Regions from separate parts of the Mus musculus genome. Here all the other regions are linked to region 2. Evidence: chromatin loops called from intact Hi-C (ENCODE). Cell type or tissue: left cerebral cortex. All regions are shown on one strand. Links, peaks and the distances in the headings refer to the core of each region. The heading gives the core; the rest is flanking DNA. Region 1 overlaps Fign (fidgetin). Region 2 has its middle 170 kb from the start of Grb14. Region 3 holds the start of Fign (fidgetin).

Region 1 (10,497 bases), core at 1,317-9,316, 770 kb after region 2:
CTTTGATCATTAAAATTATCTTTTCACACTGAGTATCACTGCTCATTGTGTTTTTTCCATTAGGGAACTCTAAATTCCTATAAGCAGGCACGTCAAATTCAGTTTTAATTTCCTTAGCACGCATACACAATACATGAACTGTATAGGTGTCTGGTAAACATCTCGTGATTTGAACTTGTCACAGCAATGGAGACTGACATTTTGTTACGCATTCACTAATCTTTCTTTTAAAAATAAGATGTTAGATTTAAAAATGGTGGAGAATATTAAAATTGTATACTTCAATTTAAACAACAAAATTTCATTTATTTATCTTCAAATTAGTGTACAAAGTAATGTGTCTTATATGATAGTTTATGTCTGCATCATTTTCCTTGGCTTCAGTTTCTTAGCCACAAGCCATATTTTTTCCTGTGTTCTCTACATACTACATAATTACCAAACAGAGGAGACATAACCCTGAAAATAGTTCTGTAATTATACATGTGAAGAGAAGCTTACAACCAATTCTGTTTTTACTTTGCTGGAGAGGAAACGTTTAGATTATCCCATTAGAACCACATCCTGATGCTACCTTTAAAATCCCACAAAACATAGTTCTCTTCACTACTTTGATTAAAGGCTAGTAGCGTCTCTCCCTTTTTAATGTTTTTTTTTTCCTTGTGAATTTGGAGTCAGAAAATTTGAGGGAACAGAACTATAAAATATTAGAATTTGGGACTTTCTGTAAGCTTTTAGCCACCCTAGGTTTTCCAGTCTTTGGTTGAGCAAAGGAAATCATCAACACCCTAGAGGTTAGTTTCTCGTTTCTCTTTCCTCTGCTTACTATAGAGTATAAATTTGTGCCCTGTACTCAGAGCTTTGTACTGTGGGGATATGACAGTACCCGGGCGCTAAGGCGTGAGACACTAACTGGCTGACCTACTCTTGGTATGCTGATTTTAACTTGCAGCCAATCTGTAGTTTGTAAATGTCTTTGGTTAACATTTTCATTGGTGCTGTTTTTGTTCTGTTTAATGTCTGACAGTATTAATTTATTTTGCACTAAACACTGGGCTGCAAAGAATTTAGCTGCAAGTCCACCCATTGACCTCTCTCTTCCAGTGGCTCAAATGCTTCACCAGTTGAGCATGTGTGTTTGGAGCCAGCTTCATTCTAAATCTGCTTACTAGTCTCATAGCAAATGAAATTACAAATTTTTCTAACGGAATTTCAACTTAACTGAATGGTGAAATTGTAATGGATCAGTAAATTTGTGCTTTTAGAACACAAACAAAAGATGTGCTAGAGAGAATTACTTGTTCACCTTGCTCCAGAAAAGTGCCTATTAAAAGAGAACAAAATCTACTTTATTGTCATTCTTTGAAATACACATCTTTAAAAGAAGCCTGTACCTTTTCTGAAAACTCACTCTGTCTCTTCTAACTTGGGCTTTTCAGAGATGAAGAGTTCCAGACGCTAGCTTAACACTTCATGTGGAAATCTGGAGGGGTCTCATGTACTCTAGGTGGAAGAAAATGTCTGCAATGTAGCTGCTGAACCTGGATTATTATAAAGCAGTGGCCCTGAGTGACAGAGGACAAATGTTGCTTCGTTAATTGCATTGCAAACACAGAACCTTCAGCAAACGGGTTTTACAATAAAGGACAGTACTTTATTGGGAGAGTCAAAAAGACTGTGAAACAATGTGATCAAAGTGGCAGTACTGTTTCCACAGTTGGTCAGCTGTGGTGGGCTATTTCCTTAACTCGGTTCTGCTAGCTTTCTGGAACCACTCAATAAATTTTAAGCCAGTTAACTTGCTAAAATAGACATTCAAATCTACCAGATATTAAAGATTGAGTTGTAAAGGTTTGTGATGGTAGCTGGCCAATATGCAAACTAAATCAAGGAAAGGTTTAAGAGGGCTGGCTTCTGCTTCGGCTTGATTTATAAACAGGGAGTTAAGGGCTTCTAAATGAAGTGAATAAGCATCCACACAAAATCTTTGCACTAAAAATGCTACCCATTTTTCCTTTAGAGTTTTAATAGGGGGAAGTTGAAAGATGCTGCTGAGAGGGTCCTGTTATAAGTTAGTGACCACAAAATGTGAGCCTGACTCACTCGTCAATGGTTTATTTTAATTTTAGCCATGATTCAAACTATTAACCTCTGTTTTCTAGTAGTTCAGGAGCTTTATCAACTTGTGTTTTGGGGAGTCATTTTCTTTCTCAAATATTCTTACTATTCATACAACAAATAACATTATACAATGTTATGTTTTAGACATGGAAATGTTGAAGAATGTGAAACTGAATTTGCCCTAAAATCTGACATAAAGCATAGTTATGTCATAACTCTCTCTCTCTCTCTCTCTCTCTCTCTCTCTCTCTCTCTCTCTCTGTGTGTGTGTGTGTGTGTGTGTGTGTGTGTGTGTTCCTGAATGTCTTCCGCAGAGAAACCTGTAATATATGTCAACACTGAACACTCCTTCATTCTGAGTCAGCAGCCAGCTGGTAACTTCATGCAGATATCATCTGAGTGAACCAATTTAAATCTCCTCTCGTTCTTGTCTAAGTGGCTCATGCCTTTCCCTGATGTGGTACCTCTCTGTCCCTTGGGAGTTAGGTTTGGAATGACATTCATTTGAAGTCTCGGTAAGCAAGATTTATGAGAAATAAAAACCGAAACTGACAATGGACATTAAGAAACCATTTAAGATAGGTTAAATATGTATGTTAGGGAAATGCTCTATGACAGAGCTACATCCCCAGTCGCAAGGATGCTTTTAATTGATACTGTTATTGAGAACCAATCAAACAAACAACAATTCTATGTACATGGTCTTCTCCTAACGCTTACTTGCTCTGAGTGGATGGCCACATTCATATACATACCATGCATGGCCCTACCGTAGTCATATTTTGAAGTCATTAACTTATCTTTTGGTGCCAGTCTTTGCCCAGGGCTTAGTTTAGCCATGCATACGTCCTTGAAGAAATGTAACATCTTTCACAAGATTTTGTCCCAGTGAAATCAGATACCAGTTTTTATTGCAGAACCAAGCCTGCAAATGTTTGTCTTTAGAGACAGTTTTAATAGAAAGAATAAGGTGTAAATCATTTAAGCAATTACCTGTACTGCGTGGTTGCAGGGCTTGGGTTGTCCTGGAGCCTCAGATGTTTCCAGATTCTAATAATAACCCAGACCAGATATTTACAGCTTAATTTTCTGTGCATGTGCACTTGTCCAGAATGGCTCCCATTTTCTGTTAGGAAGCTGGGCTACTTAGAAACCAAAAGAAAAATTAAAAGAAAAATTTAAAAAGTGATTTTATTGTTAAGGATGACAAACATGGATTTTTTTTTAATGTTGCCTCTAGAAACTGTGACAACTTGAAACATGAAAATGCTAAATTCTAGACTATCATCTTTACACATAGAACTAAGATAAATTTTTCAAATAGCTTTTCCCATTATGGAGTGGGAGAGCCACAGAGTTGTATTTAACTGTGAAATCCTACACAATCTAAGGGATTCTGTATTTTGTTTATAGTGCATCTTCTGGCGCTGGTTGAGTTATCACGCAAGCTGCTAGTTTTCTTTGCATCACTACCTCAGAGTTTTTCTTCTTTCTAGAAACTAAACAAATTGAAAATAATGATTGGTTGGCCATCTGCTGTGCAGAGATTTCACAGATAGCAGTTAACTCTATTTTATAAAACAAGACCAAATGAGTGAGTTATACTGTTACCAGCAAATAGCAAGCAGCAGAGTAATTCCCTTGAACAAAGTGGGGAGACAGGGAGACAGCATTTCATTATGGGGAATCAGTTGAATGTGCTTTGAGGCTGGGTATTAACAAATATTTACAGCTTTACAGTTCTCTCTGTGTCTCATTCTCTCTCTGTCTCTCTCTGTTTCTGACTTTGGCTCTCTTTTTCTCTCTGTCTCTCACTCACTCTCTTTCTCTCTTGTGTGTGTGTGTGTGTGTGTGTGTGTGTATCACATGTGTGATGAACACCATTGTTTCTATTCTCAGCCTTACAACTTTAGTCTAGACAATAGAGTGTGTATATGTAAACTAATCAATGCAGTCACATCATGAAAATCTTTTTGTTTAAGAATTAAAGTTGCACTTCATAAAGTTGGGCAGAAGACTAGACTCGGGGGAAGTATGGAGGCTGCAGTTTAGAACCCTCGTCTTCTCAGTGGACTGGGTGTTAATGACTGGTGGTTTGCCAGTGTAACTTGAAATCATTTTCTCATCTAAGTCTCTATCCCCAAAAATACCTTAACTGGAAATCGGATTGAACTTATGTCAAAAGGAGGTCGACAGGATATAAATATTCATATAGTTGCTCTGGAAGTGTGAGTACTCTCTGTAGCACACACAAATAGACAGAGGTAAGAGGCTGTAAAGACTGGATTCAGACACGCCAGGTAAAAGGATGGATTTTATAGTTAATTTTACAGTTATCCACATTGTTTATGCTCACCCAGTCTCTGTGTTCTATACATATGTTGATTAGATCAATATACTTGCATACTCAAAGCGTTTATCTCTTCTCTTTCTAACTTTCACTTATTTGATACTGGGATTTTGCCATACAGCAAGAAAAGTTGTTTGAAACGGGCACTATATTGAGTTCAAAGGACCCATACAGTTCATAAATTCTCTGGTGTCTACTGGATTTTTCATCAGGGAGACTTCCAATAAAAATGATCTATTTTAGAAATAATATTGTTTAGTAGGTTGAAATGTGGTGTAATAAAATTAGACCTTCAGTCTTCTAAAGTTACTACTTAGATGGCACCCTTGGGATGGTAAAATGGCTGTATAAGCAGATGAATCAGACGGTCCCACTGATGGGTGCATTTGTCAGTCTCTGTTACAGATATAATATATTCTCATATCTGTAATCCTGACACTGTTACATCCAAATGAAATCAACATGAGGTTGTCATCTTTAAGCAAATATGTTAAGTGTTGTCTTTTGTGCTTTGGATTTAAAAGAAAGGGGCCCAGGGGAGGCAGCATCATGCAAATGGAACAAATCCCATTTCTTCTGAGCTGTGCTGTCTCTCCCCTCCATGGCAGCTGGCTGTGTTATCTTTGTGTGTTTCTCTGAGTGCTGACAATCCTTTCAGTGATCTAAGTTAGGGCACATTAGAAAGTGGAAGCAGCTGTCTGTCGCTATACTGAGAGACGTGTTTGCTCTACTGCAAAGATGAAGGACCATGCATCCCTGACACACTCTCCCCCCTCCTCCCTCCCCCAGCCCCCTCCCCCCCCCCTCGTACTTTCCAACATGATCAACATTCAGACGCACAGATTGTCTGCTTGGACAGTTTTTTGTTCTGACTGACAGCATCTGGCATAGACAAATTTAAAAATACATAGCATTCCATGCTTGGGCTCAGAGCATCCCTTCTTTATTAATCTTCTCATTTAAACCATTCATTTACATTTCAAGAAAGGTTACAGCTTGATATGGTTGAAATGTTGATTTTTTTCTTTAAATGAATAATAACCTTCTAATGAAATGTCTTGAATGAGCACCAAACCGCTAGTGTTCATTAAAAATTACACCCGATTAACAGGGCCTTGAGAGCCTGAGAGGGAAGGGATTTCTTATTGTTTTAATCCACCGTGCAGCCCAGTGTTTACCTTTCTGGCACAAAGCGAGTAGAAATAATGCCTGTTTTGCAACACTTCTGATATCGAACATAACTATGATATCGCCCTTAAGCCCACAAAACCCTTGGCCTTGTTTAATCAGCTTTTTCTCCTCCCTCTTAGAACCCCCAGAGGTGTTTTTAAACATTTTTTTAAACATTATCAAAATATATCCTTCTCAAATCCGTTCTTTCCTTGTCCCACCCCTTCCCTCTAATACTATGTCTCTAACTCCAGAATTTTTTTGAAGGGGGAGGGTATGTTTTCATGGGGAGAATTGGAGAACACTTAGATGAAATCCTCTCCCTGGCCTCAGGAGAGCAGAGATGCATCTGTTTGTTTGCATTACTTAGTAATAAGACACACCACTGTAGAACTCTTTCTATGATTCCCATACCCCTGCCCACATCACAGATCCTGTCCATTCACACTCCCTCAGCAGTCTCAGTACATGCCTCTCTCAAACACCTGTAAAATTAGCTTGAATATTGGGCGCATTGGTCACCCTGCAGACACGGAGGCCAGGAGTGGGGTAGCTTGGGTAAAGGAAAGTCTTCCTTTTATCACACAGGTTGGATTTTTCCTATCACTGCAGATTTCAGCAGAGTGTGACTATGGCAGTTGTAAGGGCTATTTGCAGGGAATGGTGATACAGAGTTACAGTCCAAGATAAACACATTTATTCAAGTACTGGGTTGTACTTAATTCAAAGCAAATGGGTAACAAGGAAACCGTGAACTTCAGGAGAGCTTAATAAACAATTGTAAGTAGTTGGAGGGATTTAAAAAAAAAAATCACATGCAAGAGGTTATTTTCTGTACGATGAATTTTTGACCAATTTCATAAAACAATAGAAGTTGAATAATGATGAAGAGAGATTATGCATCAAAGCATGTTTACATTAGTTTATATTGTAAAAAAATGGCATGCTTTCTCCATGAAATGTGTGTATACACACACACATATATTTCTTAATTTTTCTTAATTGTTATTATGAACTCTTTTATTTTTGAGAACTTATTTTACTTAAACTAGGTGTGTCATGAAAATCAGTACGTCTAGCTTTTCCTAGCCTGCCATTTAGTAAAGTCCTTCCATGTCTATAAATTTAAAGTAGACATTATTTGGCCATCTCTCTCTCTTTTTTTCTCTCTGTTCTTATTCTTTTGATTTCTTCCCCCACCACATAACAGTGATGAGAAATGAAATCTGAGTAGATAAGGGCCAGTGTTTTGACTGCTAATAAATGTTTTACAACCCACATTTTAAATATAAATTACTTCTTTTCCTTTTTTTTTTTTTAATGAACACCTTTGAAAGGTTGTGCCAGTGTGTATCTGTAAGCAGACTGGGAATGTGTTAGAGTACACAATTCCCTGGAGGACGAAGCCAGGTTTAGCAGGAATGCTTTTAATCTGGACTTGTAGAGGATTCAGGAGCATCCACAGATCTGCTCCAGTAATTACCATACCCCAAGTGGCACTGGGAGAGACATTTGCCTAAAAACTTGATGTCTTCATTACACTGTTTACATTTTAATTAGAAACATGAAAATTACTGATTCATACAGACAACTATAGTTTAAGTGGTTTCGTTCACCATCCAATAAATCATAAAAAAATTCCCTACAGTTGGCATAAATAGTTTACTAGGAATCATTCATGGGAATAATGTGTTGGCACTATAAGCTGCTTAAAATATGTTTTTATTTTACCAGAGGTAGAATTTGCATATAAATTAGAGAATGGCATTTTAAGTTGACAGTCATTTATGCAGAATACCACCCACATGCAAATACATGTATGGGTGCATGCCTATTCTTACTTTGAGTTTATAGGTTTTCCGGTATTGTGGCTACAGACACGTACTCATCACAGCCTACGAGTTTAAAAACTGCATGCTGTCTTCATGGAAAGTCCTTTCCAAAGGCTGGTGGCTGCTCTAAATATGGATAGACACAAATACAACTTTTGTGTGCTGAGCAGTATGACTTTGCAAGAGGGACCGTGTTTATTTCTGGGTGTCTGGGAATGGAGTTGCTGGTCCACTTGCTCATTTGTGCCTCTCGGCTCGCTCCTCCTCTCACTTCTGCATAGCCTGTCAGTGCTGTTGTTCTAGAACCTGCTCTCACTTAGGACTGTGGCTGGACTGAAGCAAGGTGGCTGTCAGAGCCCATCCCTGGGTCAACAGCACAGCCATTGCTTGACTTCTGTGACAGTAGCTCTCAGCCAGTTTTTCCATCCCCAGGGGACAGGTGACCTCTTCATCAGCAAGGAGGAATGACCCTTCCATGTGGCATGTTTCAAATCCTGGATCTCTCCGCACAGTGTTTGAGTTCGAATCTCATCCCCCACCCCCCACCTAGAGCTGGAGTACTGAGGCACTCTATGAGCCCACGTGTAGGATTTTCCTCATAACTGCAGACTCCTGTCCTTCCTTCTCTTCCCTACCTACCCTAAACCCTTTAGCACTGACAGATAGTATGCAAAAATGAATCCAGACTAGCCTCAGACATTAAAAGCCACTTTCCTTTGCTCTATCTTTGTTAGAAAGTTATTGGTCATGGATGAAGGAGGCTCTGTGATTATTTTTTATTTGTTTATTGCTGCTTGGCTGAGGAACAGCACCCAGTGAGCGAACACATACATTATTGCACTGGAAAATTCACATTTTCAGCCTGGTTTATTTTTCATCTTAGACCCATGAGCCATGAGTGAAAGTGAATTTCCAAAGTATGAGATAGGAAGCCCGTCGGTAGGAGCCCACTGGAAATGACACAGTAATCACTGTTTAATCTTCTGACTGTAAACAGGTAACTTGGGCTACCTGCATGGAGCGATTTCTTGGGATCGAAGGGCATAAGAACAATCCTCAGAAGTGTCCACGGACAGGAAACAGCATTTCACTTGGATATCTTCTGAGTTGTCTTTTCAAAGGTGGAGGCCTCTTCCAAAGCTTGAAGATGCTAAGGAGTGCCTCTCTGTTCATTTTTGTGTGTTTTAGACTTTAATGGAAAGTCACTGGGATCCTTTCCATGGTAACAGAAGGAATAAGGTCTGTCTAGATAATCAGACTAGGGCGTCTGAACGAGTTATTAGTGTTGAGCAGGCAGAGTTCCTAAGCAGGTCTGCTAGGCGAACAGTAAGCCCATGGGCACCTGCACCTTGCTTTTGCTTGCATTGCTTCTTTGGGGTATAAGAGCTCGCGGGGCCCTTATTAGTTCTCTGCACCTCCTAGATGAGATTAGACACAATAGTGGACATCTGTACGAACAGAAACATGCTGTTCACTTGTACACACAGCAAGATTCTCAGAGTTCTGTGCAGCCTGGGAAATCCTGTCTGCTTTATGCAGGGTGGCCCGGAATGGTTCTGTAGTGAGAGAGTGCTGGCTGCTGGCCAGACATTGACTAGGAAATCTTGGGTACCTGAGAGCTTATCAGTTCTTTTGCTTTGTAAAAGAAAAAAAAAAGTGATGAAAATGTTGGTAAACTGCCATGAAGGTTTAAGCCTGCTGGAACAAGGAGCCGTGTAATCAGATTGGAAAATGGAGCTGGAAGATCTCTGCATGGAGAGGAGCCGTCTGTGGACCCCGTGAGCCTCTGTGCGAGTGCCCGAGCTGACCACTTTGTTAGCAAATCAGCTTGTTTGCTACTGCAGCAGGGTGGTAAGGACCAGAGCTTGTGATGGTATGTAACGGAGGGAGAGAGAGAATTCTTGCATGGCACAATCTAATCAGCTTGCAATTAGCTCAGACCCTACAGTCGCCTTCCTAATTTCCCTCCCCACCCCCTTTGTAGTAATGCTGTGTACTTTAAACAATTAAGTGAGGGAAAGAATCCTTCAAGCAAATCAAAGCCGCCCTTTAATTTCATCACACTGATGAAAAAGTATCAGGTGGTCCACTGGTCTTCATAAGGAGCTAGAAAATCTCTGGCTCACTGTAGCATAGAGCTCTTCCCAACTGATGTTTAGGGTAATCTTTCAGTGCTCTTGGCATGGTGGGTGAGAAAACGGTACATCATTTTGACTAGAATGGAAGTTAAAATCGATGCGAATCTGGATTGAAAACCCTTTTGGCTTGTAGATAGCGTATTTGTTTTCTGCTTTCAGTAACTAGAGGCAGGCTATGTACACGTGTGTTAAAGGCAGCGGTCTGCATCTGCTAAGTATAAAATCATCTGCACGGTCTGCATCTGCTAAATATAAAATCATCATCTGCACTGCTGTTTGCTTAAGCATCTCTGCACAGATCCTCCCGGAGCTCTGATGACATCGCCACTTGTCCCTCATGCTACCGCATCTCCCTTACCAATCAGGACTCGCTAAGGTTGAAAAGAACAGGGCTATCATTGCTGACCATGTGTGTTGCTAGTTAATCCCTTAAAATAAAATTCAGATCCTCCATGGGGGAGGAGAGAAGAACAGAGCACCGGATTTACGAAATCAGCTCGAGAGTTTTATATTTCCCTCCTTCAAGGACAGTAACTGTGACGCTGCTTAAGCAAGGCACCCATTTACTGAAACAAAAAACAAACCATCTTGAAAACAAAAACAAACAGACCAACAGTTTTCTGGCACTGCCTATCCGTTCGTTCTCTTCCTAAAAGCGTTTGTCAATGTGCATGAACCCCTCTGACCAGTTAGATTTATTGCACGTTCCTCTGTCGGGAGGTAGAAACAGGCAGCCTTTTACCAGTGTTTAATGAGCTTGAAGAGCTGTTAGGACTGGCTTGCAGTGGCTCTTGGAGAGTGCACTGGAATGTTTCAGGCAGTTTACCTCTGAAATTTAGTCAATTCTTCTCTGAAAGTTGAATGTGGTCATGATAGGAACCCAGTG
Region 2 (10,497 bases), core at 1,096-9,095:
TTAAAAATAGTTATCAGTGGATTAGAAATGATAATGGGTATGATTTCTAAGTAAACAGATTATAGCAGTTCACCAAATGCCATGTAAGTGTGTTTGTGTTGCCTTTTATTCAGAGAACTGCCAGCTTATTTTTGTTAAAACACACATCAATTTCACACTGCATAACTCTTAGGCCCATGCCATTGGTATCGTTAGTCTAAATCACCTGAAGAGGACAACTTTGTTAGCCTATGGTTGGAATAAGGCTAAACATTTTAGATTTCCAAGTGATAAAAAGCAACACAAATTGGAATGCTCTTAGCTTGGGGAAGTAGACATTTCTTGTGGCTTTTGTCCTTACAGTCTCATAAATTACAAACACACTTTAAAATGGTTTCCTAGCTTTAAACCATGGCCCTGACTTTGTGCATGTTAGATCTCTGACTTGTAAAATGATTTCATTTGAAGGATAACTTGTATCCTATTACTGTAGTAAGTGTTACACATATGTGCATAATTCCTGTGTGGGCAAACATGCACACCGAAAGATGTAATTTCTACATTTCCTTTGGTGAATAAAACACGAGATATAAATTGGCTCTGTTTGGAGAAGCCAGCGCTAAGATATTGGCATGAAATTTATGATAATTTGGTCTAATAATGTAGAGAAACCATAGAACCATTCTTCAGTAATGCCGAGGCTAAAAGCTGGAGAAACATAGAGCCATCCTGCAGTGATGCTGAGGGTAAAAGTCTTCTATGTGCTTCACACACAGCGGCTTGCTGATTTTTATTTATTGATTTTAATTGATTAATTAGTTTTCAGGCACGTTCTAGACTCAGCTCACGTTTCTCAGCCCCAGATATCTGATGACGTTTTTTAAGTGCAAATTTTGTTTGTTTAGATTTCACCAATGCCTGGGAATGATAATAAATGATGAAATTTTCCATACTGGCTGACAGGTTTGTTCTTTTGTTTTGTGATTTTTCATGTAGGAGTTACTTCTTAGGGAAGTTAAGGCATCATAACTTGTTAATTATTATATAAATCCATTAAGACCTATTCATAAGATCTCCATGAGAAAACAGTGCCTATCTGTCTGTGGTAGGATATATTCTGGTACAACATGAGTTAACTCATAGACACAGAAATGTGGTGGCTTAAATGTTCCATTGGGTCTGTCCTACCTTGGACCCTATTCTATTTTAAGATATACTATGCTATGCAATAAAATAATTTATCTGATATGAGTCTGCTCAGGGACATTGTGGATACTAGCAGTAAACACAATGATGCTTGCATATAGTGAACTCATTTGTGTTGGACATATGCAAAGTGCCAGGAACTGGGCTAGGCACCTCATTAGATGCGTGAAAGCTGCTAAGTCTATTCTGCATTCTATATTCATCACAAGGATTCTAGTATTTTTTGTGCCTTTTTATGAACGAAGACTCCATTTTCTAATTTGGCCAAACCAGCTGGGAAATTAGAATGTACCTTAAAAATAACACAAGGTACAGAACAAAATTTGCATAAGGACTGAGCTCACGAGGGTTTAAGGACTAAAAAGTACGAGGGGAAAAAATTGCTTGTTGACTAGCTCATAATTGTAACCTGGTAGTAATTGTCCTAAAGCAGAATTTTCAGTTAAAATTATACAGGCTCCAAGAGGAGAGGGCGTGACTTTATCTTGTTTAGAGTTGTTTATCCAGCTCCAAGCACACAATAGGTGCCTGCCCTGTAAATATGCACTACATTCGTGCATAAAGAGATATATTCTTCTTAGTTTCCATCTTTACAATGGTGTAAGTTAATTAAGCATTAATCTAAATGCCTTTTAATTGCTGTTTCTTAGTGCTGGGCATTGTATCTGGGGTCTTATTCGTGTACATCATGCATTTTAGCAAAGAGCTACATCCTTAGACTGTTCAAACAGTTTTGCTTCCAGACAGGGTCTCACTAAATTACTTAGGTAGTGTTGGAGGCAATCCTTCTGCCTCATCTTTGTGAGGAGCCTGGGATTACAGACTTGTACCACTCAGTCTGGCTATGGTATGATTTCAGTAGCAGAGCATTCAATTTCAAGCAGACAAAAATGAATGAATTCTTTGATTACTCACCCCCTCTCCCATAACAGAAAGTCAAGATTTAGGTTCCTTAAATTGAAGACCCTCTAATTTGCACTGCTTCCAATCTACTCAGCCTTCCAGGCTGGTTTTGATCCTAGCTGATTATTTCTACCTTGGCTGTGGACTCATACAAACTTACAGTTTTAATTTATAGATATTCATTTTAAATTCTATTGCTTTGAAACAAAGGCCATCACCATTTTTAAATTGAAAAAGGTATATGGGTGGGACAGCAGAAATCACCTTCTCACCTAGATATTACTCATTTTTTTTTACTTTTACTGATTGTAAATATTTGCTAAAATAAAAAATTAGAAGGAAAAAGAAAATAACCTTTTCCCTCCCAATACACTTTCCCCCCTTTTCTGAAAGCTGAAAGCATTTTGTTTTCTAGAGCTTTATAAAGTTCAACACATAAAAGGTTAGGAGCCTGCCTTTTTTCTGTCGTATACATCTTTGAAAAATTGGTTTATGAAGAGTCATACATCATGTAGCCAGACGTATGGGAATAGTTAAAGATTAAGGTAAATAGACAAATTGGACTGCTTTAAATCATTTTCCTGGTTTCAGTGTTATGAAAGAGCTTATGAACAAAAGCTGACGTTAAGCAATCACAATGGGCTCTTCTATATGTTGTAGACACTGGTAAAGACTTTACTGTCAGGGAGTGCCGCATCACCAATACGTACATCAATTTGATCGGTGTCCAGATCTCAAAAATGTTACCTTGTCAAACCATAACCTTTCCCAAGTCTCTCATTTGTCATTGTTTTGTAGATTATATCATTTATTTTACATTACCTGTATCGGAAAGCATGAATCATGGATTATAAGATTTTTTTTATTACATATTGGTTTGTTTTTGTTTTTCAAAATAGAATTAATAGTGAGGCATTTATGTTCAAAAAAGGATAATCGAATATTTTGGAAGCAAGTTGGATTTCCTATAACTTTACCTAGAGAGACCTTTTGTTTGCTTTTTGCTTTAAAAAAGATTTTTCAGAACCATCAGTAGAACATTTTTAAAATAAATTCAGTAAATATATTGAACTTTTCAGGCTATCTGAAGCACTAAGCAGCGTGTGGAGAGATGCTGCCTGCTAGACTTGAAGGTAGGTCCCAGGAACGCGCACAGCAGCCTGGTCGTAAAACCTTGCTCTTCTGGAAATGGATCAGGCATCTTTAATGTCCACACAGAAGGGGAACTATTTGCCATTTTGTGGTCTCATTTGAAAGACCCCTACATGGTAACTGCATGGAACTCACTTTGTCTACTCAGAGAGGAGACGGCTTTGTAGCGCTCATACTCGCAAATCTAAGAAACTCTGTGAATATATGCCTTCATATTCATGCAGCACAAATCCCTTCCTTAAAAATAATAAAAAAAATAACAAAGTCTATGATCATCAGGTTGATGTAGATAAGACTCCATTAACTTTTCATCGTTATCACAGCTGGCGTATCAAAGTGCAAATGTCCGTGGGGTGAGCGCGCTTCCCCTGGTGTCGGTGCCAAGGCAGATGAAGATCTTTTACATACCCCTTTGTTGGTTTGCCTTTTTTAATGTTTGTACTTGATTTCAGAACCACTGATGGTAAAAAAAAATGTCATTTAAGATGACTGTAAGTATTGGCTCACAGATACGCGTGCCTAACTTATTAGACATCCAGTGCGCAGCGTTGTCTGCATTCCGCGGAGAGTGGTAGGAAAAAGAGAAACCCCTAGGAAATATTGGCCAATGATTTTTCAATGCTTGATCTAACTCTGTGTGAGACAATGAAGAATTGTTAACTTTCCTAGAGAATGACCATTTAAAAATGCATAATTTTATTATCTTTCTATTTTTATTTTTATTGCTTTTGCTAGAAAGATATATAAGAAATAATCTAGTAAACTTTGGGGGAACCTCAGGATGCAGAGGTGGGGAGTGTTTTTTTTTTCTTTAGGAAATTTGGGTGTAAAATAGAAAAATGTATTTTGATGAAATCCTAGTATTTCGGTGGGCAGCATCTCTCTCCTGGATCAAGTGGGTACCTGTAGCTACTTGGTTTTTTTTTTATTACTTCCTTCTTATGTCTCTGAGCACAAGACTTCCTGAGTCTGTCCACTTTGCTTCATTTGAAGATTTTTCTTCCTCTTTGTTCCCTCCTTAGGCCAGATGAGCTAAACAGTGCTTCAATTATGAACATAGTTTATAGCTGTATAAAGTCTTAGTATAAATTTGTGGTTTCTCATTCCTTCATTGAACAATTAGTCCACCAACCCAGGAAGCTACACTCCTCATTTGAAATGGAATGCACACCTTCTCTGTGCCTGCTACTCTCTTCTTCACGAGTCTCCATTAAAATTCAACCAAATCCACCACATTGTGTATTCCATTTTAAAATTTTTCTTGTTTTTTTTTTCCCCCGGGGGGGGCGGGGGCGGGGTCAGGCTTCTTTTAGTCAAATGGGGCGGGGCATCTTTTTTGTGAAATGAAGAAAACCAAGAGAAACCAAAAGTGATAAATGCATCATTTGAAGGGCTGCTCTTTGGGTTGCCTTTACAATTGGTTCTTTATTAAATCGTATGATATTAATTAAACATTTGGATGCAAGGTAAAGGTTTTTTTTTCTCCCACTGTTACTGGAAACAATGTAAATTCCACACTCCTTGTACATTAAGGCACCAAATGGGCAATGACCTTCCTTCTTTAGATGCTGTCATTGGTTAAGACTTCCCTAGGTATTCCAGAAATTCAGACAATGAAAATATATCCCGAAATATCCATAAAATTTGACAATGTATCATTGTAGTAATACTGTAATAAAACTAATGCTCTATTATAACTTTAAAAAATTGTAGATCACTTAACAATTTTCTGGTATGGTTGGTCACAGAATGATATTAAAGCATTTCTAAGTTTAAGAGCACATTTAGGTCATTTGCAATGATAGATATACGTTTTAAAGTTCCTTAATGTTGGCTCTAAAGCAAGTGTCAATGAGCTTGAACTGCTCACAAACGACTTATCTGCCTTTCCACGATGTTGTAAAGCGGTGGGCACTAGAGGGCGCTCTTAGCACTGCTACTAGCAAAAAGGCAGCTAAACTTGTTCTTTTAAATCAGTACTATCAAGATTCAAAAAGGCTTCGAGTGAAACACTATATTGTTATTAGTTTGTGACATTGGTCCCTATGATTGTCATCAGCACAACTTCCAAAACAAGTCTCCAAAACAGTAATACAAACTAAGGCTTCACGGCTTGACAATTTGTTGGTATAACCACGTTCCCCACTTCCTTTACGTTTTAATACCCTCCCCTCTGCATTTGCACGCTGGGGATGCCTTTTTGCAAGTGGTAAGGAAAATGGGTGCATCTGACAATTAATATCCTTGTTTGAATTTAAAGCCACATGGTCACAGTTTTTTTTCTTTCTTTTTTTCCCCCCATTATTATTATTTAAATGTGCAGACAGGCTGCAGTCTGTGACATTTGTGAGAGACGAAGGAGCGTTCAAAGATACATGTAAAAGATTCTTATGTTGAAAAATGTTGTTTTATACGAAAATGGAAGAATCTGGTCCCGTCTGCCAGCCCCCGTAGTTATTTATAAAGGCGTCATTGGTAGTTGCCTCTCATAGACCTTCTCGGCTTCCCCGCAGGCATGATCAGACTCAAGCAGGCGGCTATTTCCCTTAATTTCCCACAGCAAGCCAGTAATGCTTATGATTATTGTGAAGTCAGGAAAAGTTTAGTTTCATCAAGTGACATGTAGTGATACAATTAGTTACTTAAGCGCTTCTCATAAAACCTTCCACCATGGAACCTGGTTTGTCAGCTGCAGCTAAATATTAGCATCTCATATTAAACACCAGCAGAAAGCCGCCTTCTTGGAAGGCTCAGCTGACAGCTCTCAACGCGAGCTGAGTGATCACTCTCAATTGTAATCGATTGTGTAAGTACTGAACACAAACCCCCAGGCAATTGAAGAAAATAGGATGATGAAGGACTGCAAACTAATATGTTACACATCTTCATTGATTAGACATTGATTAACCATTATTTTCCTCAATGACAAACAGCCAGTGGTGAAGTAACTGAGACCTGTGATTTATTTACACCTCAGACACAGATGAGTTCTTTATTCAGCTGATTGTGAGCTAATGCTGAAGCAGGAGGCAGCGACAGTTTGACAAACCAGGCTTCTCTCTCTCTCTCTCTCTCTCTCTCTCTCTCTCTCTCTCTCTCTCTCTCTTCCTCCCTGACAGAGCAGTCTTCCTAGGTTTCTGGCTTATTCCTATTAGAAATAAATTTAACTAGATTTCAAAATGATCAGCCCAATTTTCAAAACAGGGATAACGTGTTCATGTGATAGAACTGCATCTAAAGGGAAGATCATTTTATAGACTTGGTATTTACAAGCATATTGATCAGTGTTTATTGAACTTTTAATTTAATTCTCTCTTCTCTTCAGTGCCTTATTGGCAATTACATACAATTTCAGAATGAGAGGAATTAGAGTCTGTTGCTTAATTTATTTTTATTTTTTTTATGAATCCCATTGCTTCAGAACTATGTAGGTGTATTGATATATGATGTATGGGAGCAACAATTTTATAATTTGAATAATCTAAGTTTATATCAAACTGAGATATTATGGATAATCCTGGATTTATGTGACAAAGTCTTATAGCAGAACAGTGAAAAAAATCTTAACTTTATTTCAGTAGATCCCCTGGGAAGACTTGATCCTGACATTTAGCACAGTCACCAAAGAAAACAGGACACACATTAGGTCATAACAAGTGAAGCTGAATTATACTGAGACAGGTATTCTGTTTCTTTCTAGAGTTTTCTGTGCATTTTGAAGATTTGTAGGAAATATTATTTACAAGCTGGTAGTTAAGATGTATTGTCATTTTGCAACAAAATGGGTAAGATAAGGATTTTCAATGCTCAAGAAAGCGCAATTTGCTTCTACATTGGTTTTTATTGTATATCAGCATTAATTCATGTTCATTTAAATGTTACAGATGTGCGGTATAGCTAGTCTGTTAACAAAGGAGTCACTATGTAAGAGTTGTTCTGAGAAAGTAAAGTCTGTGAATTAAGATTAATAACTACAGTACCTGTCCAAAAGGAGAAGAGAAATTCCTAACCATTTATTACCAGGGTTATGAGTCATTTTTAACATTTATGTGATTTAGGCAAATATAAATTAGCAAGCCAGATCATTTAAATTAATATAGACAGTCAACACTACTCTGACTAATGACTTATTAGAAATGTAATTGTGAAATCTCATTGTCTTTTACCTTTTAATGTAATTTTAACACTAGGACAATAATTGTGACCTGTTCTATGTGGACATGAACAATGTTATAATAAATACACGAATATGTTTTTCTTCATGTAACTTTTGCTTGTTTCACTGAAGTGTGTGGGCCTTTGTATACATGAATATGTACGCAAGCCTCTCAATTAAATATCTGCTGTATCGTCGAGGATTTTAACAATGGGATGAACAGGAAATGTGTGCAATTCCACTTCTTCTAAAAATTTTTGACACCTGGACACCTGATTTACTTATTCAAGAAGCCCAGCTGGACTTTAAAGGAAATTGATGTCTGTGTTAGCTGAGGAAGACCATCCAGAGATCACACATGGCTCCATCCTTTCCAAAGACGCCTACCATCAGCCGGGCTCACTGAGTCATCCTTAGTTGAAAGCAAATCAGTGGGCAGACGCTAATGATAAATCACCTGCTTGGCGTTACTTTTGAGGGCTGATGTAAGTTCCCCCTTAGCTCTACACAGTGCTCAGAACTGAAGGAAGGGAGTGTTGATTGGCCAGTGGAGCATGAAGAAAGAACAAATGAAAAACCATTCAACAGCCCTGTCCCAGAGGGAGACTGGAACCCCAGAAAGAAGCCTAATAGTGTGCTGTTCCCTTGTCCATCAGCACGCAGGTGAGGGCAGCTCATCAGGGGGCTGTGTGCAAATGTGAAAATCAGAAACCTGTAGTGTTGCAAAGGTGCAGGGGAATGTGAGGGCTTCTATAGCAACTTCCTTCTCTGGAAATAAAAGGCATCTCCTTGGCGTTAGCTCTTTCTCTGTATGTGTGTGTTTGTATCTATGTGTTTGTGTGTGTATGGGTATGTGTGTCCGTGTATGCGCACACATGCATGAGAGTGTGTACACACATGGCACATGAACTTCTCCGCCCAGCTTCTTCAAGCATATTTAATATCTTTACATTTTTAAGTGAAAATGGAGCTGTCAATTTTAAACTAATTTGGATGGACAGCAATAAAATGCAAAGCTCACTTCAAATTAGAATTTTCAGTGAGGATTTCTAATGGAAAGTAATTGCTGACAATAGGAAATGACAAATTACTAATTACTTAGTTCAATTAGACTTTTGTGCCTTTGGTCCTAAGTGGCAAGCATACAGCAAATCTTGCACTTTTATAACAATTAATGACACTAAAACTATTCAAACTGCCAACAGATGTGAGTAAGAAGACATGAATAGAAACTTACTTAATTTACATACTATCCCTATTCTATATCAAGTAAATGGTGTTTGAATTTTTATGCTACAATTAAATATTACTGGTACAGTGCAGTTTTCACAGAGTTTCACAGGGCAAAATATAGCTGTGCAGAAGCTGCCTAGCGTTAAGGAGCCCCATTCTTCATCCTGGCAATATTTCTCAACAGTTTCTTGGAGTATAGATTTCTGCCTTCACTGTTTTGGGGCTGGGGCTTCCTTCTTAAACAGCGGGGCTCCTGTAGTTTGTTTTGTCTGCTTCTTTATTGTCTGTTCTGTTCATCTTTCACTGCCCTGTGCTCTAATTTGAATTCGCATATTTCCTGTATCCTTCCTTTCTTGTAAGACTGATTCAAAGGTGGTTTACTGAAAATACTTGTCTAAAGAGTTTGGTTCCCTTCGTGGTCTCTGTACTGATGACTCCTGGCTAGAGCGAGAAGACTATTCAGTTTGGCACTTCCAGTGTTGTCATGGTTGGTGGTTTTGTTTGTTTGTTTGTTTTGTTTTTGCTTTTGCTTTCTTTTGCTTGTTTCGTTTCTTTTTCTTCTTTTTTATTTTTTTGTAATTTTGATTTTGCAAATATGGGACTAAACATATTCTCAGTTAATCAGGAAGATTTTTGTTTCCTCTGCAGGTCAGAAGGCGAGGAGAATATTGTAGATGCATTTGGAATTCAGAAGGGGGTGGGATCCAATTAAGTTTGTGATGGTCAATTTCCCTATTAAGGTTTGAATATATTCATGCTGCTTTCAAGTCACGTGAAGAAGTTAATTTTCTGTGCAATGGAAGCAACACTGCTGATCAGTATCGAGGCAAAGTCACCTGGCATCTTGTGTTTGCAGTGTAAAGAAAATGCTTCTACGCAACTAATCTAGCCATAAAAATAAACATAAAGGATGTAATAGGATCACAAAACACATAACAACAATCAAGACAGGAACAATTAAGATTTTCGGATCATAGAAAATCGAAGAAAGAAGTGGGTCAAATGTAGAAATGCAAACTGGCTGTTGCAGAATTTGTCTCTGGGAATATCTTGTTTGTAAGAGTCTCTGTAAGTCACTGTGCCTAAGCAGTAGGCACTAGAGTACCTTCCCCCATGTGTAGAAATGACCAGAAATAACTCATTGAAATGAAATACACTTCAATCTTCTAATTATAACTCGTGGTTTGAGATGGGATGCATTTGGAGTCATATTCTTATTGTGAGTTACATGCAACCAGTTAGTTCTCCAGCAGACAAGGGAAAATCTAAATGTCTTGTTTTATCAGATGGATGCTGGGAACTGGAGAAGGCCCCTGAGATTTAAGAGGAAACAAATTACAAGTGCTTTCTTGAAGAATTTTGCTTGATGTTTAGAGGGCTTTCCCCCTGACTTCTGAGCTACTAAGCTGTTGTCTAGAAGCAACACAGTAAACTAGATACAAATAACCAGGACTGGTTTTTGGACAAACTTGTGTTGTTTCTCCACAGCTGTAGCTTTCCTTTCTTAGGAGCCCTGTGAACTTTAAGGGCTAGAAATATAACAGAGAGCATACTAGATAATAGAGGAGAAAGGAAAAGCTTAGGCAGGGGGTAGGAGGCCTGGGCAGGGACAGAGGAAAGAAAGACTTTCACAAATCACAAGAAAAGCAGAGCTGGCATTGTGCCTAAAAAAAGATAAGGTAGAAGAGAGGCGTTAGCAGCGATAGACTAAGCTGGTCTATTTAGAACAAGAATGGACGGAAGAAAGACCCAGCCTAATTAGAAGAGAGGGGAAGGAAGAAGGGGGGGGGGAAGGCATGTGGAGGGGGCTTGGGGGGAGGGGACAGGTGCAAAAGAAATGTCAGGGAACCCAGAAAAGCAGGAGAAAT
Region 3 (10,497 bases), core at 1,687-9,686, 760 kb after region 2:
ACAGCCCACCTAACCTAATGCTGTCTTAAATGAATTAAAAGCCCTGTTTAAGAAACTTTAATGTACTCTAAATGAAGGAAATGTGTGTCTGTGCTGTATTCAGTGTTTCAAAAGCAATTTCACTTTGTATGCTTTGCTTAAACAGACAGAGGCCAGGGAAGAATTTTTCTTATATTCACCCATGATTTCTCTTTAAAATGATATCCCTTCTAAGCTTAAAGCATGGTCTGAGTGGAACTAATTCTAAGGCGTTGAGCAGCGGGGGAAACAGAATAGTGAGGAGGAAGACTATGTTCATCTGAAGGGTAAAAATGTTCAGTTCTAATGCATTGTACCTTTTTATATCTTTGACATTAAATGAATTCCTTTAAACACACTGACATTTTGTAATATTATGAAATGGATGTGGAGTATTGAGCAATCAATACAAAATAGACCTTCTCTTTAAAAATCAAGGAAGCATATCACAGAACATTCTAGAAACAGAGACAGTTTGAGGGACCAGAAAATGTTAGACAAGTACAATAACTTTTCATCTTGTTTGTCCGTTTCTATTTTTGTTAGCTACATCTTCTCGCGGCAGGGTTAAACCCACATAAATCTCTTGCTTACAAACCTTCCAGAACTTCTTGTTACCTATCCATTGAAATGCAGACCTCTTGACTAGTGCTCCACTCCAACTACTCCATAATACATCGGCATTTTTCATTTCCACAGACTTCCCAGGCAATCTGGAGTACCATGTTCCTAGCAAACACCCCACAATCTTTGTATGCTGTTCATCTCCACTCCTTCTACCATGGAATTATTCATTTCTTGTAAACAGTTACAATTCCCAATGTTATATAAGGCATTTGGTTTAAATAAAAAGTGAACAAGGACGCTTGCCTGCCCTCAGGATACTTACACCCTGATGGGAGAGACAGACATAGAGACACTTTTAAACAGATGTGGAGGGACAGAAAGATACAAGTTCTGAGAAGAACCCAAAAGAATCTTCCCTAAATTACATGAGGTAAATGTTGAAAAATCTAAAGGAAGCTGGCCTATAAAAAGGGGAGGGGAAAATTAATTCAAGCAGTGGGCTGAAGAGAAAGAGAGGAGAGAAACGAGATAATGTGTGCGAACCACAGTGGTTTATTCTTTGGAAGATAAATGAGACCACAAAGTCCAGGAAATCTGTCTGCCTCCATGAACAGAAAGCAAACCAACAATCCCCCATCAGAAGTCTTTTGTAAATGCACTTACAGCTTATACTTTGAACCTATATTTATCTGACTTTAGTCATAAAATGTTTTAACATCAGCTTTATTTAAATCTTCTGCAATTTTTAGTATGATAGTTTTAGCCACATTAAGCACTCAGTATCCACCTTCTGCATGGAACTGAGAATCATGTAAACCCAGAGGTTCCAAGCAAACATGGATGCTTCAAATATATGTGAATGAAAAACATACACTATTCTATATTGTCCAAAAAAATGAATCTCTGTGCATCTAAGAAAATATTCAGGTGAACTCTCAATCTAGCATGGGTTGTGGCAGTAAGGATATACATGACACATCCTAACACTGTTTGACAGTGTCTGCATTCAAGTGTAATTCTGAACAATTTCAGTAATTTTACTCAATAAGGTCAAGGTCTACTCTGGCTCCTCATGGGAGAAGGAGGTTATACAAAAACTTCTGAGTCATCTTAGCTGAACTCAAGTGCAGGTAATGATCCTTTAAATAATCTTCAATTTTAAAGATGGATTAAATTTTTGCATAGCAATTTTTAATACCGTAAGACTTACTTAATATAAAACCTAGATTGTCTAGGTTTTATCAGTGGCTACTAAACAGTTTAGAAGGAGATACTAGTTCATCTTATGAAAATGTCTCAAACATTAGTTCCAGATTAAAGTATAGTAGGTAAAAATTAAATTATGTACAGTGTTTTATGATAACTTTATCCCACCAAGATTGGCATTCTGCATAGGATCTAATATTGGCTTTCTTTCCCCCACCTGTGCTTGAGGTCATCTTGCTTTCTTCTCTGTGACATGGACACTCATCTTATGTCCCCATAGTCAGCTCCCCCCTTGGTCTAGAGCAGGTCAGGAGACAGCCATCTGCAAAGCCACATCAGGTATCTCCCTGGTTATTGTCTCAGTTTTCACTTTTGTCATTGCTTGCCCCCCCACCATGCAATGAGGAGCTGGGGTAGGGGCTGGGAGTAGGGGTTGGGGATCTGGTGGGGCGAGGCATAAAACTCTCTTTCAGGTTGGGAGACCCACGCTCGCTCACATATGTGGTAGATCACACACTTGTCCTTAAAAAGAACAAGAGTTAGGTCCATTTCCTTCTAATTTTCTCAAAAAGCTCTAGCCAGGATGTACCATGTAGGAAGACTCTGTGTGAAAACCTATTTCTTGTTCAGCCCAGGCTGGCCTCAAACTTGTGATCCTCCTGCATCTTTCAGCAAATTCTACCAGCAGAGAATGGCCTTGGAGTGCATCAATGGGAGGTGAGGCCCTTGGTCCTGGGAAGGTTAGATGCCCCAGTGTAGGGGAATGTCAGTGTGGGGAGGGAGGAGCAGGTGGGTGGGTGGTGGTGGAACACCCTCATAGAAGCAGGGGTGAGGGTGGGATAGAGGGTTTCCAGAGGGGGAACCAGGAAAGGAGATAACATTTGAAATGTAAATAAAGAAAATATCCAATAAAAGAACAAAACAAAACAAAACAAAACAAAACCCCCAAAACCACAGCTTCTTATGTGGTTTTGAACATCTCATGGTTTCAAAAGTAAAGATGAAGGCCAGAGAGTGGCAAGCACAACAGAAAAACCTAGTTGCTATTTCTTCCTGAATTACCTGTTGCCTTGACTAGTAAATCAATCTGTTTTAACCCTCAATTCCTAGTCCTTTGTTTTAGCAAGAAAAAATATTCTGTAATACTTAGTACAGAGAACAAAAGCAGTTGCACCCAGACAAGACCTGTAAACTTTCATGATGAATGGGAATGGGTTATGATGACCATTACAATGTTATTTATTCTTAGTGCATAACTGAAGAGATGGCTATAAAAAAATGTAAACCTGGCACACAAAGCCATAGCCATTGTGAAAAGAATTATTAATTTAACATAAAGTGATTGGCAAAAAGCAGCTTTTGCTTATACATAAGAGTGAAAGTTAGAAATCCTTCAGTGGCAAACCCTCTGTGGATATTACTCCACAGTGTGCGTGCATTTAGGTGAGACCCTTTTCCTCTGAGCTACATTAGATGTTATACAATTTAAAACTGTAAGTATATGCAGTACTCTGTCGCTACCTTTTTAACGACTTCACGGTTAAATTATATCCACTGGTAGGTCCAACAATGGATTTAATAATATTTCAATGAATACATAAGAAAATTGGAAGAAGTGCTTGCTATTATCTATGAATGAACTTTTTCTCATCACACCTTCTCCTTCCCCCTTTAAGGATAAGGGTTATTTTCTTTTAGATTTTGTTAGTGAATTGTCTTAAGTCTTGTATTTGTGTTGTTTGGTGGCTAGTGAATGCACACACACACACACACACACACACACACACACACACTCACACACACATACACACACACACACACACACACACACACACAGACACACACACACAGACACACACACACACACACACACACACACACACACACACACACACACACACATGTTCAGTATTCTGAGCTAGACCACGAACTCTAATTTCAGTCTTAGGGATTTAGTGTTGAAGGTTGATTAGCTCTTCTGTCTGATTTTTTTTTCACCGACAAGGACAGAGCAGTCTTGCTTGACTGGCACAGAGCATCTATAGATGTACAGACGTCTTCCGCGTGTCACATCACAAATGGGTAATAAACGAAATTAAAAGAGATTTGAAGATTTAGAAAGTCCTCTACACATTCTCTAACAGCGAGTCACAGTTTCCTACAGTTATTTCTTCGTAGTAAAACCCAATGGGCAACTTTTCTTAGTATTGGTTTAAAAGCTGTCTCCTAAAATGTAGAGTCTCCGTATTCTCTGTTGCCTCAGAATACAGTTCTTCTGCTTCGTTTCCAATCCTAGTTAAAAAAAAAAAATCCAGAAATCTATTCTAAATAGAAATCTAATTCTTAACAAACATTATTTTTGATATCCAGTTCTCTTTTCTTTTTAATTGTCATCTGCCCAGATTTAACCATTTAATTTATTGTGATAAGTGCATCTATTGAGATGCAAGAAAATCTCAAATGAAGAAAGAAATGAATTTCTAAGTATATGTTTGGCCTTTTATGAGAGCTGGAGTTTTGTCTATTAAAGCTCCAGCCTAGAAGCTAGCAGACATACGGACAGACATGCGGACAGTGAGGAAGGACATTCTTCCTAAACAAGTGTATTTTCTGCTCCAACCTTCAAAGTAACATTTTCAGCTAGATGGCCTCCTGGTCGAATACATAATTTGCCTCTTGCATTCTCAGCTTAGTTGAAATATAGAGGACTGGACATCCAGCAGGCCAAAGTATAAACTCACCATTTATCTATTAAAGTCATATTTAATGAAAATGAAGAGAAATTATTGCCCAACTCTCTCTTTCTCTCATTACAATTCCTTAAGAACTTTGCCGGGCACATTATCTCGTAGACATCATGATCAAATGTTATTGTTTGCTTTATTATCTCAGTTGGATGGTTGGCTAGTCTAGGATGAAATAGGTTGAAGGCAATCCTCTCAGCCCAGAAGTCTGAATGAGGTTCCCATTCAAATGATCCTGATTGTTTGGGGGTGGGGCGGGGTGATTAGTAAACCAACTGAGCTTACACTGCATAGTAAGCGTCTGGATGCAGCACATTTACATCTAACAAGAGACCCCAGAAAACGTGTGTGTGTTTCTTAAACCTTATGTTGCGAACAAAAGGCTATCTCAGCCACAGACAATCAGCACGGCACTGCTCCCTGGGATGCGAGCCACACACTCAACTGCACATTTCATTCTTCCTCAGCTCCCAGCACCACAAAGCCCCGACTCTCTTCCTTCTCCTGGGTCCCCAGATTGCTCCATAGCGGGGGGCTGGGAAAGCTGAAGCCCCAGGTCTCTGCCTGCGCACCAACAGCCCTCACCGTGGGCCCCCGGGCGCTGCTCTCCCCTGCCCGAGCCGCCTGGGGGAGGTAGGGAGGGGAGCCGGGGGAGCTTGAGAGGGGACCGCACACCTAGATACTTAGGGTTTTTATTTATTCCCGGGGAGGTGGAGGCGGTGAAGTGGGTTCAAGCTGATCTGCCTCCCCAACTTGCCTCTCCCTAGCAGATAAAGTCATTTTCGGACTGGTGCGGGGAGCCTCGGGGATAGGGGACGTCCCGGCTCCACGTCCCGGTCCCCGTCCCGTGCGCGCAGCAGCAGGGAGGGCTGGCCAGGCTACGGTGGTGACCGGAGGACCGGGGAGGGGCCCTCAGGGACGCGCGATCGCGCGTGGACAGCGGGGCTCGCTTCCCCCGGGGGCGTCGCTCCCCGCGCGCGGGCTGGGCCGGGCTCCGCGTCCCCGCGCGCCGGCATGACCTCGGGGCCCCCTCCGGGCCGCGGGAGCGCAGCTGTGAGGCTGGGCGGCCGCCGAGGCCCGGGCCGTGTAACATGACCCGGCGGCCGGCCATTGCGCCCTCCCTGTCCGCCCGCGGCCGGGCGCCGCTCGCCGCCTCCCGCCTCCGCTCCCCCTGCAGTCCCGGCCCGCGCCGCCGCTCCCTCCCGGGGCTCCCGGCCCGCCGCGCTCCAACGCCCGCCTCTCGCCACTGCCTCCCGACGCCCGGCCGCGCGGCCGCCTGCGTCTCTTTCTCCCTCTCTCCTTTGAAAACTGATCTTTGGCTCTTAGTGTGAAAGTGATTTGAATTTGGCTCGGCGGCGCTCTGCGCCTGCGCTCAGCCTCTGGCATGCTGGCTCCTTCCAAGCAGCTGTTTTGGGTTTGAAATTCCAACATGGCAGAGGCTGCAGTCCGTCTTCCCTTCAAAAACTTGGAATGATTTCAAATCATAGGCACCTTCACTTAACCCTAGCTTCCATTCATCAGCAAACACATCGGATCGATGCTACGCTAACCTATCGGGAGCTCGCTCTGCGCGTCCAGGTAAGGAGAGCTTCGTAGTTTTTTACCATCTGTTTAAATTTTTTGTTTTTGTTTTATTTTTAAAGAATATAGATAGATCCAAGACCTGTAGTGAGAAGAGGTCTCAGAGTTGTGCCGTAAACAGTAAATTTAATTTGCATTCGTTTCTATTTTGTACGCCAACCTGCTGTCTAATTTCTCTGTACAAAGTAGCCCTGAAACATTATGATGCATATTTCTGCAGCTTAATCGTTATAACAATAGTATGGGATTAAGAGTTCGTGACTGCAAGAATCTCGCTTTTCGCGATATTGGGCTTACTCACTACTATCTTTTTACCTCAAAAAATAAAAAAAATAAAATAAGAAAGCGGAGCCATAGGGTGGGGCTAGACTTTCTTCGGGAACTAACTTCTAAGTAAATAAGAAGTGTAAATAAGAATCTTGCACACACACAAAAAGTTGAGGTTAAATTACAATCTCGTGGCTGGGGGATCGAGAAAAATGTCAGAGGATCGGTTGCAGAAAACTGTAAGCACATCATGCGGGAGGGGGTACAGCGTGGTGGGCGTATTGTTGGCAAGGAACGGGAGAGAAAGATGTATAATTTAATGGTATATACAATCCACTGATCCTATTACCGTCCTCCCCGGAGCTCTTGTTAGTTTCAATGGGAGTGAGTGAAATTGACATGGACTTGTATTCCCGGTCATGTGCTTTTTTTCCTTTCTTTCTTCTCCTGTGATCTGAGATCCCCTTTTTGTTGATGTTGCTTTCCCCCTTAATTATATGCATGTAGGTTAAATGAATACCTGACGAAAGGGCCCACGTTTCAAGGCAGTGACATTTGATAGCTGAGAGGAAAAGTGGCTTTAATGAAAAGCAACCTTTGGAATTCCTGCTTGTGAGAAATCCAATTCAGCTTTTTGTGCTACCAGCAAGAAATGATCAGTAGCACCAGTGTTTATGGTATGTCAGTTTTGGAATTTACTTCCTTTGCATTTAAATAGGGAAGACAAATTAAATAGCATGATAAAAACCATTGGAGGCTGCTTGGGAACCAGATGCTCATGATGTCCAATTCTTTTTAAACATGTCTATGTCTGTTTATTTTAATCTGTCACTGTGCTTTTTTTTTTTTTTTTGTATTTGCTTTCACTTCTTTATGCATTTCAGTTTTTATTAATATGTTATTTGCGGACACTTTCATTGGCTTTAGCTCTAATCTTGAAGTTGCATGTTTCTATTAATGCTCTCAACAGGGGTGAAGTCAAATGGTATGTAAATTAGTTAAACTCGGGGTGGGATTTTTGTTGTTGTTGTTGTTTTGGGGTGGGGGTTAGGTGGATGGAGAGGGTGGGAGTGTGGGGCAAAGACTGCTAAGTAATGAAAGTGTTTATACATATATCCATATATATGTACACACACAGGACTGGATGGAATTTTCTTTTTCTCCCAACCCCAACCTTTTAATGGAATTTGACTGTTTGCTCCCTTGATTGCACTTTATGGAGTATTCGGTTCTTCTGTGTGGATTTTCCGCCGTTTGGGTGAGTGGGTGATGGCGTATCTTTTACATGAAAGTAAGATATATATGTGTATAATTTTTATCACTCCAGTTTTAACATCTTGTAAGAAAGACTGGTAGTTTTCTTTTTTTCTTTTTTCTTTTCCCCCTTGCCATTCACTTGTCTGCCTGTCAGAGCTTTTTACTTTTAACCTGTGATAGAATTAAATAATCAGGAACTGAAAATGACTTTATTTGTAATCACTCTTTCCTCTTTCTCTCTTTTTCTTTCTTTCTTTTTTTTTTTAAAGTCAGTTAAATGGAGTGAGAGGGGTTTTCAATAGCTCTAGTGGCTGTGCTATTGGTACACTTTGTGATATTCAATTAAGTCTAAGAGGGGACAACAAGAAGAAGATGGGAAAGTATTTTGCATGACCAAAGAATATGTGCACTTTAAACTGGTTCTTGTTGTTGGTACACTTTCCCCCATGCCATGGGTTTCTCTTGAAAAGAGGGAAAGCAGGGAAGAGGAATAAAAGAGACGAGAGAGGGTCAAAGCTGCCAGGCGTCTGTAGTGTGGCCCTGGTCAGTGCTTTCTCATAACACAAATGAGAATACTGGGGAAGGGACCTCAGGACTGGAGGCGCGACATGCACTTCTGCCTGGGCTCTGCTGACTATAGGACTAAACACACACTACACTTGCAGGATAGGAAGGATTTGATTGGATTTTGCATTTGGAACTTGTTGACTTTGAATCGATCAATAAGAAGACTGTTTATTTTAGATGCACATAATTTGCCCTGAGAAATGTTTTAAGGAGGAGAGAGAGCACAGCTTGCTTGCTTGCTTGCTTTCTTTCTTTCTTTCTTTCTTTCTTTCTTTCTTTCTTTCTTTTTTTTTTTCTTTTCCCCTGGAGCTGTTGGAGCGAATGGGATTGCCAGATGGGCGATTTCCCTCTGTGATGTTAAAGCTGTAATATATATTCAGAGCAGATTGGGCTGCTGCCTGTGATCAGGCGGATATTACATTTATAAATTTTAAATCGGACCTCGGACAATGTGCTGAGAGCAGAAATTGGGTGGTTTGACTGTTCACCGTATTGATACTTAAACATGGTTTCTGGATAGAGGCAATACGCATTATTGCAATAATCAGTAAAAACACGCACAGGCAACAGTACCATCGGAGGCATGGGACAGTGAATTTAAGTATGTTAATTGCTCCTAGACTTGCTTTTGCTTAGTATTAAGTAATACTCACATGATTTCTTTCTCCGTGGGTTTAAACGCTGGATGTGCAAATGATGTTTAGAAGTCTTGTTATCACTCACTGGAATCTGATAGTGTGTGTGTGTATGTGTGTGTGTGTGTGTGTGTGTGTGTGTGTGTGTGTGTACATATACATGGATGTGTCTAGAAAGCAGACACGTGTGTATGCATTAAAGGGTACTAGTGGTTTCTATTTTCTCTCACTTTGATTGTTTTTAGATTTGTGTTTTTTTCTTTTATCTCAAATGTGTGGCCTAAAGGAAACGGAGCCAGAAACCTGAAAGGCTACAAAGTGGGCAAGTGCCCACACTCCGCAGCTTTGCTGCTGCAAATTAAAAGTGTGTTGTGGTCAGGAAATGAAAGCTACAATGTCTCTTTTGAACAAGTCATTTATCAAGAGAAACATCTATCAGGGACTGACTTGTCACATTGATCCTCTAAAAGTTAGGTCCGAGGTGGAAGCTGCTTTGATGTTTTTGATCCTAAATTTAATACAACAGGGGGGGGGGGGAAGATATTTTGAGCAATATAGATTTTTAAAAAAATGTTTGCTGGGACCAACAGGATCTATTTGTTAGTATGTTAGTGTTGTACTGTGTGTGAAGTTTTCTAGCTGTCACAATCGGTAAAGGCCTTAGAGGGAAATCACAGGCTTTATAAATTGAAGGTTGTTCAATTATACATTTATAATATCTTAAGTTATGGGTCCTGATTCTTCTTGACTGATATGGGCATTTTGAAAAGGGATTTTTTTGCAAGGAAAATTATTTTGAAAGAGTGTTGGGAATAATATTGAGAGTCAGCAGTTTTTATTCATTTAAATTTAAGTTCTTTCTTCTCTTTTATTCTGGTTTCTGGTTTTCATTGTAATCATGACAAATTAACTTTTATTTGGCAAAACACTCAATTTTTTTTCTTTTAAACTCTGGCCCCAAATGTGCTTGAATGTACCATTGCTATTGTGTATTAATTTTTGCATGTGGTTGGTTGTCCATGTAAACTACAGACTTATGAGTCTTTTGGAATCTCAGTTTGGAGTCTCAAGACTACCACATTAAATGTGACAAATTTTCCTGAATATAGTGCGTGCATTATACTAAATTTAAAAATATTGTTAAAACAATGACCTGTTTCTTTCCAAAATATTTTGTAAAGGCAGCTAAAAGCAGTTTGCTTTATTTTTGGAAGCAAAGATAGAAAAGTGTTTTTTTGTTGTTTGGTTTTTTTTTTTTTGAAATAGAGTTTTTGGATACCTGTCTTACAGTGCTGGTGGCCACTTGTTCTTTCGTGTACTCGATTAAATAAGCCAGCAAGAGTGTGCTGGGAGTTTTCAGGAGTGCAATTCTTGCTAATTAATCATGTCTGAAATGAAAGAATCATAGCTGGGTAATACAATCTCATTGTGTTCCTGGGAGAGGGTGAGACTTCTGTTTGGAAGCTGTACATGTGAGTAGACCTGCTTTGCTTTTCTCCTGAATAGAGAGTTTAGAGGGTCTTTGGAATTACTTGAAGAAACACTAAAAAAATCTCAGGTCCTTAAAACAGCATCAGATTCCTTCTGAGTACAAACAATCTATCTCTCTCTCTCTCTCTCTCTCTCTCTCTCTCTCTCTCTCTCTCTCTTATTTA

What was found. Peaks named below come from ENCODE experiments on the same cell type or tissue, not always from the same donor. Only the 100,000 strongest peaks of a DNase experiment are listed, where the experiment ranks them.
Region 1: it touches region 2 in a loop (2.7-fold over the local background); 4 of 42 quality-filtered maps call a loop at or near these places.
Region 3: a loop joins it to region 2, with 2.6 times the contacts of the local background. A loop is called at or near these places in 4 of 42 quality-filtered maps.

The regions. Positions count from the first base shown.
Region 1 is chr2:64,074,620-64,085,116 of GRCm38, reverse strand. The region is part of intron 2 of Fign (fidgetin); the gene reads left to right. Among named protein-coding and RNA genes, the nearest start is that of Fign, 18 kb to the left of the region's middle. In left cerebral cortex, for the core only: no CTCF peak of the experiment used is centred there; DNase peaks (open chromatin) are centred at 5,061 and 7,595.
Region 2 is chr2:64,848,789-64,859,285 of GRCm38, reverse strand. No RefSeq gene overlaps it. Among named protein-coding and RNA genes, the nearest start is that of Grb14, 170 kb to the left of the region's middle. In left cerebral cortex, for the core only: a CTCF peak has its summit at 5,169 (motif pointing right); DNase peaks (open chromatin) are centred at 5,160 and 5,765.
Region 3 is chr2:64,093,458-64,103,954 of GRCm38, reverse strand. It overlaps Fign (fidgetin), which reads left to right and starts at 5,917. Exons shown (of 4, transcript NM_001267846.1): 1 at 5,917-6,113; 2 at 6,891-7,060. In left cerebral cortex, for the core only: CTCF peaks have their summits at 5,162 and 5,872; DNase peaks (open chromatin) are centred at 6,635, 6,828, 6,952, 8,238 and 2 more places; H3K4me3 peaks cover 2,153 bases; H3K27ac peaks cover 1,021 bases.